Regions from separate parts of the Mus musculus genome. Here region 1 is linked to region 2. The links are chromatin loops, found by intact Hi-C in ENCODE. Cell type or tissue: left cerebral cortex. All regions are shown on one strand. Links, peaks and the distances in the headings refer to the core of each region. The heading gives the core; the rest is flanking DNA.

Evidence for each region. Hi-C counts contacts between places; a loop is a spot of excess contacts. Peaks named below come from ENCODE experiments on the same cell type or tissue, not always from the same donor. Only the 100,000 strongest peaks of a DNase experiment are listed, where the experiment ranks them.
Region 1: it touches region 2 in a loop (2.3-fold over the local background); 3 of 42 quality-filtered maps call a loop at or near these places.

The regions. Positions count from the first base shown.
Region 1 is chr7:100,548,053-100,553,436 of GRCm38, forward strand. Mrpl48 (mitochondrial ribosomal protein L48) reads right to left here. Exons shown (of 8, transcript NM_198831.3): 6 at 4,527-4,629; 7 at 2,488-2,577; 8 at 1-1,330. The coding sequence ends at 1,256. Among named protein-coding and RNA genes, the nearest start is that of Gm39059, 6.6 kb to the left of the region's middle. In left cerebral cortex, for the core only: a CTCF peak has its summit at 2,444 (motif pointing right); a DNase peak (open chromatin) is centred at 2,484; H3K27ac peaks cover 1,077 bases.
Region 2 is chr7:100,635,066-100,640,449 of GRCm38, forward strand. Rab6a (RAB6A, member RAS oncogene family) reads left to right here. Exons shown (of 8, transcript NM_024287.4): 7 at 1,630-1,696; 8 at 4,190-5,384. The coding sequence ends at 4,254. Among named protein-coding and RNA genes, the nearest start is that of Plekhb1, 25 kb to the right of the region's middle. In left cerebral cortex, for the core only: CTCF peaks have their summits at 403 (motif pointing left) and 2,811; a DNase peak (open chromatin) is centred at 2,781.

The DNA.
Region 1 (5,384 bases), core at 210-5,209, 87 kb before region 2:
TACAGTCACAAGCTTCACTGGGTTCTGCAGCGAGGGCTGAGGAGAAACAGACTCTCTTAGGGTCACATATAATGAAACCCAATGGAGCACACATCTAGCTCCAGCTTGAAACATCTGCCCCTTCCTCCTTAGGACAACCTTTATAAGGGGAAGCAGACAGCCCATGTTGTATCCAGCCTTCTACGGAAGAAAACTTGTGAGTTGTTCTCCTTGGTAAGCTACTGTAACTTCACACAACTTGTTTTCTGGTCTGTATGGTGGGATTATGACTTTTGAGGGGAGTTGGCAGCTGGTGATTCACTCACAGCTTGCAAGAGCTTGCTGTTAGATTTCCTTCCCCTCAATATTTTAAACTTGCAATCCTCCTGCTTCAAGCTCCTGGATGCTGGGGTGATACATGCAATCACATTTAGCAAGCATCTTTTATGTATGTATGTATGCATGTATGTATATATGTATGTATGTATGTCATGTGACCCAAGTTGTCCTGGAACTCACTCTGTACCTGTGGATGACCCTGAACTCTAATCCTCCACCTCCTAAGTGCTGAACGTACAGGTATGTACTATTACAATTGGTCAAACCCTTTTTCTTTATAAAGAACCCAGATGCAGGAACTTCATTATAGCAACAAAAAATAGACCAATACAGAGTTTGCTTTTGTTGCAATCTCTACTTAATCATAAACCTCCATGCTGTAGTATTACTTTAAGAGATGAGTTCATATTGGGCACAATGGCATACAACCTTTAACCCCAGCATTTGGAGGGTGGAAATTGGGGGAAAGGAGGCAGGTGGATCTCTGTGAGTTTGAGACTACCCCCATCTATATAGTAAGTTCCAAGGCTACAGATAGACAGTGTCTCAAACAAACAATCAGTTTACATCAGACTGTTTTAGAGAATGAATTCACTCTAAAACAGTATGGTAGGATGAGAACATGTTCAGACAAAGAGAAACAGAATTCCTTAAAGATACCTCACAAGATAACTGATAAACACACACAGCCAAAGCCACACACACACACACACACACACACACACACACACACACAAACACACACACACTGGCAACAGCAGACATTTATTAGGTGGAGAAGGTCCTAGGTTTTGTTATGGGAAGTGGTAACTGGCAAGCCCGGGGCACAGATGCAAGGAGGCATTCCCAGCACGAGCATTCACGCTCCTCCTTAACCCTGATCTTGCAGGAGCAGCTTCTCGGAGACCAACAATCACATGAAGGGCTTGCAGTATTTTTAGTTCAACTTGGCCAACAACTCTTCCAGTTCCGGCCGAGCTTTGAACCTTCCCTTGAAGTCTTCTTCAGTGTGCTGGGACAAGGGGAAAAAAAAGGCAGTCACCACAGAGCAGTTTTTACCCCCACACACAGGCATTCAAAAAGGGCCCATGGTAAGCTCCACAATGGGTCACTCACAGTCAGCCCTTGTAGTATGTAGCATGATATAGACCTGAATCGGGTACCAGGAATAAAGGCCAAAGCACATTTCCTCTTAGTGTGCTGAGACAAGACAGATATGTAAGCGACTACTGTCAGGATGCTAGACGTATCACATGATCATGGCGGTGGCTAGGGCCTTCCACATATGAGGTAAACACTATCACTGAGCCATAAGGTCTAGGAATTTGTTTATTTTGTTTTTGTTTTTAATTACATCTATTTTTGTTGTGCATGCATCCACATGGGAAGTCAGATGGCAACATTTGGGAGTCAGTTCTCTTCTTCCACAATGTGGTCCTGGGACCTGACCTCAAGCCATCTGGTTTGTAAAGTACCTCAGTCTGACTGCTCTGCCTGCTGAGTGCTGGGATTACATGTAGTATTTTTAGTATGACCAGCACATTTTACCCTACCCACAGATCTCTGTAAAACTGAAATAACTACCAGATAAGCAGGGACAGAACCGGGGGGGGGGGGGGGAGCTGGATGAGGCGATGACACCAGGTTAACATGACCTAATGGGAACTGTATCCTAAGAAGGGCTGTCATGGCAACTAGGCCTGACTGACACCCAGCATTTAGTCTAACGGTGTTAATTTCTGTAGGTTTCCTATTCTTTACCAGATACATTCAATGGAGGTACAAACACACCTTGTCAGTCTATAAAACATCTCTCTAAGGCAAGGCAGCACCGGAGGCTCTCATGCTCTGATGCATTATAACATTTATAACCTTAAACCATGTTTCTGCTTTACAGCTACTTGAAGGGAGAGAATCTGGAGGTCATGGGTCATGTCACAATTCTGTGATGGAGCCAACTCCTGTGGTACACACAGCATCATCCCTGATACCTCAGAGGCCTCAGAGTGAATGGTCACCCCACCACCAGGTTGCACACCTCTCTTGATAGCAGCTAGGCTGAAATACACATTTCTCTGTTGTTTCAAACGTTAAGCAGCAGAGACTTCTTTATTCTCATTTTGAGCATAAGTAGGCCACAAGGGGGCCTCTTCCCACACTGGTACCTACCTCCCTCACGGACAATCTGACTCCTTCTGGAAGATTGCTTTGGAGTACTTCCAAGAAAATCTCTGCAAATGTAGCACTCAGACCGCTGATCTGCAAATGAAGAGAGATGCCTAAGAGAGTGTACTGCAGGCCAGGTAATTCGCAAGCAGTGCCTGGGCTCCCTTGCAACTCCAGTGAGGGAGAGGCTGACACACAGAGCTGGATTCTGAGCCCAGTCCCCGCAGGGTTTCTCTGGCTATTTGTGAAGGTGTGTGTTTGCTGAGAAAGTCATGGCCAATGTTCCTATAGGCAGTGGATGTCACAACCAGACCAATACTGATTTTCTGATGCAATTCAGGTTTACCACACTGGCCAGGTGCTGGTGCATCATTGCAACTTTTATTCACCTGATGTAATTGTTGCCTCTGAGGCTTACTGCCTCAGTCTGCTAACCTAGGCCTAGTCCTGGAAGCTTCTAGCCTCAGTTATGCTCTAACCTTCTGGCTCCTTCTCATGCTGTGGCTCGTCCTGCCTTCACCTGTGTCTAGCTAGTTCTCTCTCTCTCGCTCTCTCTGTAACCTGTCTCTGTATAACTGTTCTGGTAAAACTCCTTTCTTTTCCCTCCCTCTGCACGGTCTTTAAGTAGCCTCCCTTTCCTCTCTCACCTCCTGAGTTGGGCAGATCCTATTCTGTCAAATCTTTCTCTGATTCGTCACTTTGTCTGCCACTCAATTAGACATCACTTTCAAGCATGGTACTTCCTTCTACAAACTTTACCTTCCTTGTTTGGGATTAAAGGTGTGTACTAAGGGCGTGTCTGTATTCCAGCCAGAGGGAAGGTGGAATTTTTAGTTTATTTAGGTAGGATCTCAGTGTATATAGCCCAGCGAGCCTCAAATTCACAACACTCCTCCTGCTTCAACCTCCTAACTGCTCAGATTACAAGCATGTGTTATCATACCATGCTTTATTAAAAGGCCACAAATTGTATAATTCTGCTAATATAAAATACAATAAATCCAGAGAAAGAAAGTAGATTCATGGTTGCAAGGGGCTAGGGAGGGCTTGGAAAGAGGAGCAACTGCTGACTGACACAGGATCTATCTCAGAGGTAATGAAAATGTTCTATAACTGACTAGTAATGGTTGCATAACTGTTTGAATATACAAAAACCTATCAATTGTATACTTTCAATGAGTAAACTGCACAGCATGTTAACTCCATCGGTAAAGTTACAAGGCAGCAGGTGATGTCAGAGCTGCTGGGCTCCTAACAACTCTGGGCACCTCTATCATGGTGTGGCTGTGACCCTCCTATCTCTGCAGAGAAGAAAAGACAAATTATTACAGCTAAAGAAAGCAAGAAAAGTAAATGGTCACATTGGGATGGGTATAAAGTGAAAAATATGGATCTCAAAGACTTTTAATCGGAAGAAAGTAAGGAATTTGATCAATGAACAAAGACAAAGAAGGATCAAGCACCAGGCTCAAAGGATTAGAAAGAGGGAAGTTGTCCCCTGAAAAATTAGTTTTCCCTGCAGTGAGGTCAGGGAGTACATTGTGGAGGATCCAACAAAAGCATATATATATATATATGCTTATATATTTGTGTACACCTAGGTTTGTGTGTTATTGGTATACAAGGAAGCTTGGGGAATGGATGTGATTTCATAACAGGAGAGGCAGAGGAGTCAAGAGCCCAGCTCTGGAATGCAGACATCATTTAAGGCAAAGGTTCTCAACCTGGGAGTTGAGACCCCTTTGGGAGGGTCAAACAACCCTTTCATAAGGTCACCTAAGACCACTGGAAAACACATATATTTACATTATGGTTCATAGCAATAGCAACATTACAGTTTTGAAATACTTATGAAGATAACTTTATGGTTGGGAGTTATCACAACACGAAGAACTGTGTTAAAGTCACAGAACTAGGAAGGCTGAGAACCACTGATTTAAGGGAGGGAAGACAATAATAGTAAGAGAAGAATGACAGATGGAGAAAAAGATGGAGGGAGGGAGCCAGAGGAGTAAAAGCAGTTGGGCACCCTGAGTGCTTACCTGCACCACTCGCTCATGGGTGGTAAGGATGGAGTCTAGGACCATTTTGTTGCCTTGGTCTGGCAGTCGCATCACTTCCATGGTTTTGGTAGGCATCGCATAGCTGCAGAGGAAGAGTTAGCTGTTTAGAGTGTCCACTCAAGCCAGCAGCACCACTTTAACCAGGGTCATCGGTGAGTACAGCCATTACTCCATGAGGATGCTTACCTGCCGCCAGTGTTAAGTAAGCAGGCACCCTTTATCTCCTCCAGGATATCTCTAAACTCTGAGGGGACACACTGTGCTCAGTGCCTTTCTATGTCCCCAGCCACACTTGCCTGACACAATTCCCTAAGTGTAACCTGCTGATAATATCTATTTGGTGCTACTAAAAAGGAGCCAATTCTAAAGGAATCCAGCCCAGCACTTAGGCAGGCTTTAGAGGGAAGCCTTGGCCACTTCCTTTTTCTGGAGAAATAAGAGGGCATACCTAACCAGTTCTGGAAGTTTCTCTCAAGGTCAGCACTAGTAACACTCCAGACCGGGCACTTCTTACTGTGGGTACTGGTCTGTGTGTGTATTCCTGCCTGTATCCATTGAATGTCACCAGGACCCCACCCCCCCCCCCCCCCCGCCCCGGCGCGGGACAGAATGATTGGCAGTCACCTCGGTTGGAAATCACTACTGCCAAGTCTGTGCTCACTCTATTAGCTTCCGTAGGCCAAGTTCTACAGGGAAAAGAGCAGTGTGTCTGGAGTCTCCCATTTACCAGCAATCCGTGCTTTGGTGAGATACCTCTCCCCCTGAGCTTCGTAAGTAAATGAAATTACAATCTGAGCCTCTGTGAGGACACTGAGGATCAGGTGTGGTGGTAAAAAT
Region 2 (5,384 bases), core at 226-5,225:
AAGGAAAACTGGTATCTTCTTAAGACAGCTACAGAATACTCATATATACATAAAATAAAAATAAATCTTTTTTTTTTTTAAAGAAATTGTTATAGCTCTTCTAGGAGTGGCGCCTGTGGTGTCAACTCTTGTTGAAGTTGTCAGGCCTTGTTTGGGCAGCCTTGTTGGGAAACTTTTCATTACTGCTTCAATTTCACTTGATATGGATCTATTTAAATTGTTTATCTCATTTTGGTAAATTGGTAGATCATATGCCTCTAGAAATTTATTCATTTCTTTTAGATTTCCTATTGTAGTGGAATGCATGGTTTTTTTAGCCTAATAACTTTCGTTTCGTTGGCTCAAGTCCCAGCAACCACATGGTGGCTCACAACCATCTTTAATGAGATCTGATGCCCTCTTCTGGGTGTCTGAAGACAGCTACTGTGTACTTACATATAGTAATAAATCTTTAAAAAAACAAACAAACAAACGAGCTCTGTAGAAAGTCTCAGTAACAGAATAGATCAAAGATGGGATAGAATATTTGAGCTTGAAGGAAACAGCAATAGAAACAATAACAGCACACAAACTCACAGAAATTAAACAATGAATGGGTCCTTGAAGAAATCAAGCAATAAATAAATTTTAAAAATCCCTGGAATCAAAACACAACATATCTCTAAGTGCCTACATACCAGAGAGACTTCAAGTAAGAAATTTAATGATGTGCCTTGAGAACAAGAAACCAAATTCTACATCAGTAGAGGGGAAAAAAAGAAAACACTAAGATGGGGCAGAAATTAGTGAAAGGGGACCAGCAACAAACAATACACAGAAATACACAGAATCATCAGAACAAAGAGTGGACTTTTGTTGTTTGTTTGTTTGTTTGTTTGTTTTGAAAAGATAAGACAAACCTTTAACCAAAATGACTCACAGGAAAATCCACATTAATAAAAGTAGGGAAGAAAAGGGAGTCATTATTCTGTGGGTCTTAGAAGAAAAGGGAGTCCTTATTTTGTGGGTCTTAGATGTGCTGGAATTAGTATCGTCCATGAGGTCAGGGTGCCTGGTGTAAGCTCTGTTATTCCCTGAGTAGGATATTGACTTAAAGAGCAACTACAGCTGTTTGATTACACCACCGTGTAGAATTTACACTATCCAATTCATAATACAGTTGCCACAGATAGTATGGCGTAGACTTTGATTTTAGTAAGATTGGGGTAGGATTGGTGGAGGGCAGGTAAGGATAGGTACTGCATATTACATCAATTTGGAGTTGAGGGTTAAAAACTGAGATAGGTAAAGTGTCTGGGAGCAAAACAGTTCTCGTGCATCCTGGCATCTACTGTCTGGTGTATGTGAAAAGCAACGTTTTTCCTTGCCCTATTCCTGTTTTACTATATATAGTTTCAGATCTATTAAACATTTTATTTTTTGGTGTGCTAATGTTGGATGTATATATATTTATAATTCTACTTTTAAATTGACTTTTTATCACAATATACTAGCTGTAAGATGACAGTAACAAAACCTTACTATCAATTATTTTAAGGTCTTAACTTGCTTTCTTGATTCTGTCATCTAAGTGAGGAATAACCTATTTGCCATCCTATGGTCGTCAGCTTAATACCTCTCTTCTCACAGCTTTTCCGGCGTGTTGCTGCAGCTTTACCTGGAATGGAAAGCACACAGGACAGAAGCAGAGAAGACAGTATCCTTTTTGCTTTTTAAGACAATTTTTCTGTTGCCAAGCATAGTGGCACATGTTTTTAACCCAACACTGGGAAAGCAGAAGCAGGCAAATCTTTGAATTTGAGGCGAGCTTGGTCTGCACAGTGAATTCTAGGACAGCCAGGTCTTTGTAGAAGGATCCTGTCTCAACAAAAGCAAAAACAAACTGAGAACAAACATTGACTGTCACTACTATTTTTTGGAGCCATACTTGTGGCTTATTAGTTACCTATTGTGGGACAGAACACCAGACAAAAGGAGCTGAGAGTGGAAGGGTTTGTTTTGCCCCACTGTTTAAGGGCATGGCCCACCCACCATGGTGGGGAAGATGCAAAGCAGAGTAACTCTCTCACGATCTACGATCTTGAGGCAGCTGGTCATGGTGCTTCTGCAGTCAGGAAGAAAACATGAATGCTGGTATTCTGCTCTTTTTCTTCTTATTTAGTCCAGGACCCCAGCCCATGAAATGATGTCACCCATATCCAGTGTGGGTCTTCCCACCTTAGATCTCCTTGGAAGCACTCAGAAGCTTATCTCCTGATGTTATGAGTTTAGTCAAGTTGCCAACCAAAATTAACTGTCATAGTAGACTATTACCTTGAATGTAGAGATTGGTGTCTTGGGTGCACATAAACTCAGGAGTTCTGTAGCAAATTAGGCCTAGTTATCCAGATGGACCTGGCTTCTTACTCAGATTTTGTTGTTTGTTCACCTGCTCCTTTCCCTTTCTGTGAGGATGTGATAGGGTAGAGTTTGTTTTGTCTAATTTGGTTTTTGTCTTGAAACAGTCTTGATTTCAGCCTGGTCCCAAACATCTGACCCTTCACTGTCAGAGTACAAAGATTACATGTACCAAAAAAAAAATATTCTTAATGTGGTATTGGGAGTTTTGCCCAGGGTTTACCCAGGGTGTCTTGCCTGCAAAGCACACTGCCAACTAGGCTCAGCTTTAAGTCTCCTGCTCTCCCTTACCACCCCCCCCCCCAAAGATTGTGTACATGCATGCCCACAAAAGCCAGAAGAGGTCGGTCATAAGATCCTCTGGAGCTGGAGTTTCAGATAGTTGTGAGCCACCTAGTGTGAGTGCTTGGAACTGAACTCAGATCCTCTGAAGCTCACCAAGCCCCCTTAGCTGCTGAAACATTATCTCCTAGCTTCCTCACTTGCTGTTTAATAAGCAAAAAACTTAAAATCCCCTGTCTCCTGAAGTTGCATTTTTGTATCCCAGATTTTCCCAAACTTGGCACAAGAAATAACTCAGAATGGAACTGTATCATAGCTTCTTAGTTTAGAAAAAGGATGTAATGAAACACATTTAATGATTTCTAAGAGTTTTGATTGGTGGTTTTCATTGTATTTACCTTCTACTGTTTTCTCTTATAAAGACATTTATTAAGCTGAAGACTTCATGACACTGTAGTCAATGATTTTTATTTCTAAGTATTTATTACTTTTAATAACAGTAAGTTCTACTGAGTTAGAGTAACATTTAAAATTAAAATTTCCCCTTATTTGAGTTATTTTGTAGGATATGGTCAGATACTTACTATATATAATTCTTTAAGAAATGTCATCTTTACCCCCAATGGAGGAGCTAGAGAAAGTATCCAAGGAGCTAAAGGGATCTGCAACCCTATAGGTGGAACAACAATATGAACTAAACAGTACCCCCAGAGCTCGTGTCTCTAGCTGCATATGTATCAGAAGATGGCCTGGCCATCAGTGGAAAGAGAGGCTCATTGGTCATGCAAACTTTATATGCCCCAGTACAGGGGAACTCCAGGGCCAAAAAGTGGGAGTGGGTGAGTAGGGTAGGGGGGGGAGGGTATGGGGGACTTTTGGGATAGCATTGGAAATGTAAATGAGGAAAATACCTAGTAAAAATTTTTTTAAAAATAATAAATTAATCAGCTATTTAAAAAACAAAAAAGAAATGTCCTCTTCAGGCTGGTGAGATAGCTCAGCGAGTAAGAGCACTGACTGCTCTTCCAAAGGTCCTGAGTTCAAATCCTAGCAACCACATGGTGTCTCAAAACCACTGGTTATGAGATCTGACACTCTCTTCTGGTGTATCTGAAGATAGCTACAATGCACTTATTTATAATAATAAATAAATCTTTGGGTGGGAGCAAGCAGGGACTTACCGAGTGGAGTGACCAGAGTGAGTAGGGTTTACGGAGTGAGCAGAAGTCCTAAATTCAATTACCAACAAGCAGTTGAAGGCTCACAACCATCTGTACAGCTTCAGTGTATACTCTGAAGGTGGATCTCTGAGCTGAGGCCAACCTGGTCTGCAGTGTGAGCTCCAGGACAGCCAAGGCTATTACACAGAAACTTTGTCTTGGAAAACAAAGAGAGAGAGAATATATGACTGAATAGGTTCTGAAATCAAGTATAAGGGGCTTGTCAGAGATGTCAGAATTCAACAGTTAGACTTGTACTTTTGTATACAACTCCTTAACTTTTGTTTCAGTGATTGACATAAAACTGGAAAAGCCTCAGGAGCAACCAGTCAATGAAGGCGGCTGTTCCTGCTAATCCCCCTGGCATCTTTCAACCCTCCTGCAGAAGCTCACTGCTTTGGCCCCATACTCTTTCATTGACTGCAGTGTGAATATTGGCTTGAACCTTTTCCCTTCAGTAATAACGTATTGCAATTCATCATTGCTGCCTGTTTCGTGGAGGTGATCTATTAGCTTCACAAGCACAAAAAAGTCAGTGTCTTTATTATTTATATTTTTTAAAAGCCAAACAATTCCAGCATACTCGTGATAACTTTGAGGATTAGATACATTTTCTTAACATTTTTTTCCCTTTTTAATGTTATGATAATGTACTTAAAATGATGAAAATCTCAGCAGTATGTGTGTGGCTTGTTAAAGAGCAGCGTGTTCATAGCAGCGTTGCCTGCCTTCTTGCTGTCTATCAGCCTTTCTTGCCTCTTCCTTTTCGCCTTCCCTGTTCTTCCCTTTCTCAAACAAACAAGACATGGCAAACCGCAGTCTAACCCAGCCCTTTGAAATTATCCATAGTTTTACAGACAGCTCCAGGCTATGAGCCACAATGTCCAAAATTATTCTTGAGCACTGATATAAATTACTTAGACCTTCTTTGAGGGCAGAACTCAGCTGTTGCTCTCATGATGGGCAGTGCTGGAAAGGGTTCTGGTATGTCTTCAAAATGAGTCCACGAGTTTACTGAGTGCTTACAGGTAAAGGAATGAATATAAGATGTCTTTCTGATCAGAACAGGTGTCCCTTCACATGAGCTTTACTAGACTCTGGGAGGGAAAAGTAGCCAAGTACTTCTGAACCATTTTTTAATACTTGTTTCGTCATGGTGAAATTATAGCAGTTATCCCAAAATGTTTTAATTATCAAAATACTGTCTTTTAAAAAAAAAAAAAAAAAAGTAACACCTTTTAAAGCATTAGATTTCACTTGGGTTTCTTTTCCAAAAAATGCTAGGTAGACAAGGCATTGTAAACATGAGTTTCCTTTAAGAACCATCAGAATATAAATTTAACATGAAGAAAACTGCTATATCTAGTAGAAATAATATCTAAAGTTTAACAACTAAAGTACCCTCACAGAATAGCAAATACCCTTCTGCTCTGGACATGGGTTCAAATTTGAATATGGAAATAATATCCTTGGAAGTCCCTAGAG